Linked DNA regions of Homo sapiens: region 2 is linked to region 1. Evidence: read pairs that join two places in POLR2A ChIA-PET (ENCODE). Cell type or tissue: GM12878. All regions are shown on one strand.

Region 1 (2,500 bases):
AAATCTTCATACTTTTAAAAGTACTTCTATTCTAAAAAATTTCAAACACATACTCTTGCAGAGAGGTTAGTGTAATGGACCCTCCTCATACCACTAACAAGCTTTAGAGTTAGCAACTCAGAAACAATCATGTTTCCTCTATACCTCCACATCTTTGATTATTCTCTTCACCGGATTGTTTTGAAGCAATTCCCAGACACCGTATCATTTTGTTCATAAATATATCAGATATACACTTTTAAATATAAAAGATTATATAATGTATATAGTAGATGATGTGTAGGGCTTTTCTGGGATAATTATATTCGTGTAAATGCTTCATATATGACATTTTATTTAGTATCATAAAAACCCTGTGAAGCAGTTAACTACAACCACTTTAGATAGTAGAAAACTGAGAGATTAAAATAAATGTTTTCCTGAGGTTACCAAACTGGTACTTGAGAGAGACAGGATTCAAACTTAGGTCTTTAGATCAGTAACTCTTAACCATCAATATAGACAGCTATGACAATTTTAGTCTGTATTATCTTTTCATTCAGATTTCCTAGTAGAAAGAAAAAGACTTTAAACTCTTAAAATGATCTTAGAGAAGCACTCATACCTACATCAAAGATTGCAACCTGCCTAATATATTTGGTGCAATATATAAAAATTTTTAATGATTAAAGACTGCTTTTTGAAGATGTATTAGGAGAAATGTATTAGGAGAAATGCTTGAGTTGGTGTTAACCAGATAAAGGAGAGAGAAAGGGCAGAGAAAGAAACATTTCTAATGGCACAGAATGAAGAGAGGACATCTTGAAAGCCTGCAAATTTACTATTAGTTGGTTTATAGAGAATAATAGGAATGATCAATGGTAAAAGTAGAAAGGTGGTTGTTGGCCAGGTCATCAATGTTGGCATATACCATGCTAATTATTTTAAAATTTATGTAATATCACTAAAGTATTTTTAATTGGGAAGTAACAAAATAAGATTAGCTTTCTAAAGATCAGTCTGTCAGTGGTGTGGCAAATATATCCTGGTGTGCTGGTAGGGGAGCAAGCATGAGATAGAAAAGTCAGAGAAGTGATGTTGAATTAATGTTTCTGAGAACTAATAAGGGACTCAACTAAAGGTGTAGCAATGAGCAGGATGTGTGGCTTATGGAAATATTTAGGTGATAGAATTAATAGGACTTGTTCAGTTTCAGATCCCTGTGTGTCACATCATCCAGATGTCGCTTTTCAGTACAGAGTTGAGTCACGTCATCTAGATGTCGCTTTTCAGTATAGAGTTGAGTGTTTGAGTCTCTGCTTAAAAGATATATCTAAGCTAGGGGATTAGATGTGGTAATAGTGTGAGACTAGTGGGTCATTGAAACCACGAGACCAAATGTTGTCACTTAGAGAAAAATGCATAGTGAACACAATAGAGGCTCAGGACAGAAACCTGGCAAGACCAAATTATAAGGAAGATAGTGAAGAAACACAGGCCACAAAGGAGACTGAGAAACTGAAGCCAGTAGGATGGGAGGGCAACCAGGAGATAGAAAGATTTTTGAAGAGAATATGGGAAATTATGAAATGTAAAATTCTGAGTAATTAAAGCTAAAGATGTATATAATCAAAGTGCATAAAATCATGTGTACACATTTAGTAATAGACCAAGATTCATAAAAAAGATGTTATTCACAGAATCTTGAATGATGTCATTTTATTCACATATATACACACATATTATATAGAGAGGTAACTCTAAATCTTGTGCCACAAACATAATACAGGATGAAAATCTCAAATAGATTTATATGGAGCTCAGGAAAATTACTGGATTCATAAATTCATTAACCAATTTGACAAATATTGATCGTATATAAGGCACTGGGTTAGAATATTTTGTAATCTTTCCTCTACGAACTCCTGAAAGAAATTTGGGTGGCACATACTTCTTCTGCTCCTATAATAGAGGTATCTATATGTCCTCTGGAGTAGATTGTTCCTAAGAGCAGATGCTATGATTCATTCTTATGGTGTACTAAAATTAGAACAGTGTCTTGCACATAGCAAAAGTACAGATAATATTTAGTGATTGGATGAAGCATGACCGTGGGAATAGAGGACTTTGTGATTGATTATATCCATCAACAAGATGTCCCTTGGCACTGCTGTCAGAGAGAACATTTATTGCTAAATGTTCTGACTCAGAACAGCTTTTTCAATGCTGCTTTAGAGAGACATGTAAAGTAATGGCTACTGACAATATTCATGGGTAATATGGTAAGCACGCACCCCAGCTTTAAAAAGTCTATCTTTGATAACAAAATTGTTTTTTTTCTATTTATTTGTGATTTGTTCTGAACACTTTTACAACTCCTGAGCTATTTTTAGTTCCCCCTTTAAATTTCTCATGATTCTGGTCTTACTTTCTGTATCTTTTATCCATGGATCTGTGGTTGGGAGGCATTGGGCTCATTCAGTCATCCTGGCTATCACTATGCCAATGTTAATGTCAATGT
Region 2 (2,500 bases), 350 kb before region 1:
ATGCACACAAACTAGAAAATCTAGAGGAAATGGATAAACTCTTGGAAACACACAATCTCCCAAGATTAAATCAGGAAGAAATTGGAACACTGAACAGAGCAATATCAAGTTCCAAAATTGACAGTAATTAAAAAAATAAAAACCTACCACCACAACCACCAACAAAAATCCCTAGACCAGATGGAGTCACAGTGGAATTCTACCAGACATACAAAGAAAATCTGATACTAATTCTACGAAAACTATTCCAAAACATTGAGGAGGAGGGACTCTTCCCTAGCTCATTCTATGAAGCCAGCATTACCCTGAAACCAAAACCTGGAAAAGACACAGTGAAAAAAGAAAACTACAGGCCAATATCCCTGATGAATATAGACACAAAAATCCTCAGGAAAATACTAGCAAATTGAATTCAGCAGCACACCAAAGAGTTAATTCACTATGATCAAGTGAATTCATTCCTGGGATTCAAGGTTGATTCAACATAGGCAAAGCAATAAATGTTATTCACCACATAAATAGAACTAAAAAACCACATGAATATCTAAATAGGTGCAGAAAAGGCTTTTAATAAAATTCAGCATGCCTTCATGTTAAAAACTCAGCACTGAATGAACGTACCTTAGAATAATAAAAGCCATCTATCACAGACCCACAGCCAACATCATACTGAATGGGCAAAAGCTGGAGGTATTCCCCTTGAGAACCAAAACAAGATAAGGATGCCCATTCTCATTCCTCCTATTGAACATAATACTGGAAATCCTAGCCAGAGAAATTGAACAAGAGATACAAAAGGCATCCAAGTAGGAAAAGGGGAAGTCAAACCCTCTCTCTTCACTGATGATATGATTCTAAACTTAGAAAACTCTAGGGGCTCTGCCAAAAGGCTATTATAACTGATAAACGATTTTAGCAAGGTTTCAGGATACAAAATCAATGTACAAAAGTCAGTAGCATTTCTACACACTAATAATGTCCAAGCTGAGAGTCAAATCAAGAATGCAATGCCACTTAAAATAGTTACACACACACACAAAATATCTAAGAATACATCTAACTGAGGAAGTGAAAGATCTCTACAATGAGAACTGCAAAACACTGCAAAAAAAGAAATCACAGATGACACAAACAAATGGAAAAACATTCCATGCTCATGGACAAGAAGAATCAATATCATTAAAATGGCCAAACTGACCAAAGCAATCTACAGATTCAATGCTATTTCTATCAAACCACCAACATCATTTTTCACAGAATTGGGAAAAAAACCCTACACTAAAATTCATGTGGAACCAAAAAGGAGCCTGAATAGCCAAAGCAATCCTAAGCAAAAAGAACAATATTGGAGACATCACATTACTCAAGTAAAAACTATACTATAAAGCTACTGTAACCAAAACAGCATAGTACTTGTCCAAAAACAGACAGAGCGATAAAACAGAAGAGAGAACCCAGAAATAAAGCCACACACCTACAGCCATCCCATCTAATCTTTGACAAAAACAAGCAATGGGGAAAGGACTCCCTATTCAATAAATGGTGCTGGGATAGTTGGATAGGCATATGCAAAAGAATGAAACTGGACCCCTACCTTTCACCACATAAAAAATTAACTCAGGATGGATTAAAGATATGTAAAACCTCAAACTATAGGAATTCTAAAAGAAAACCTAGGAAACAGATTCCGTACATCGACCTTGGGAAAGAATTTATGACAATGTCCTCAAAAGCAATTGCAACAAAAACAAAAATTGGCAAGTAGGGCCTAATTAAACTAAAGAGCTTCTGTGCAGCAATATATATGTGTGTATTCTGTACATATACATGTGTGAGTGTGTTTATATATGTGTGTGTATAAACACACATATACAGAGTAAACAATTTCAGAAAGAAAATGTGGTACATATACAGAATGGAGTACTACACAGCCATAAAAGAATGAAATCGGTCTGGTGTGATGGCTCATGCCTGTAAATCTCAGCACTTTGGGAGGCTGAGGCGGGTGGATCACAAGGTCAGGAGTTCAAGACCAGCCTGGCCAAGATCTTGAAACCCCGTCTCTACTAAAAAAAAAATTAGCTGGGCATGGTGGCAGGCACCTGTAATCCCAGCTACTCAGGAGGCTGAGGCAGAGGATTGCTTGAGCCTGGGAGGCAGAGGTTGCAGTGAGCCGAGATCATACCACTGCCCTCCAGCCTGGGCGACAGAGCGATACTTCATCTGAAAAAAAAAAAAAAAAAAAAAAAAAAAAACAGAAAAGAAAAAAAAATCAGCATGGACGCAGCTGGAGGCCATTATCCTAAGTGAATTAACACAATAACAAAAAATCAAATACTGCACGTACTCAATTGTAAGTGGAAACTAAACATTCGTTAATCATGGACATAAAGATGGGAACAACAGATACTGGGAACTACTAGGGGTGGGAAGGAGAAAGGGGTGAAAGAGCTGAAAAACTAACTGTTGGGTACTATGCTCAGTACCCGGGTGACAGGAT

What was found. ChIA-PET counts read pairs that join two places held together with the same protein. Peaks named below come from ENCODE experiments on the same cell type or tissue, not always from the same donor. Only the 100,000 strongest peaks of a DNase experiment are listed, where the experiment ranks them.
Region 2: POLR2A ChIA-PET joins it to region 1 with 12 read pairs; 2 of 35 experiments call an interaction of 5 or more read pairs at or near these places.

The regions. Positions count from the first base shown.
Region 1 is chr3:152,126,017-152,128,516 of GRCh38, reverse strand. The region is part of intron 2 of LINC02917 (long intergenic non-protein coding RNA 2917); the gene reads left to right. Among named protein-coding and RNA genes, the nearest start is that of LINC02917, 78 kb to the left of the region's middle. In GM12878, no CTCF peak of the experiment used is centred here; DNase peaks (open chromatin) are centred at 1,266 and 2,125.
Region 2 is chr3:152,478,920-152,481,419 of GRCh38, reverse strand. No RefSeq gene overlaps it. Among named protein-coding and RNA genes, the nearest start is that of MBNL1-AS1, 210 kb to the right of the region's middle. In GM12878, no CTCF peak of the experiment used is centred here; a DNase peak (open chromatin) is centred at 949; H3K4me3 peaks cover 612 bases; H3K27ac peaks cover 1,980 bases.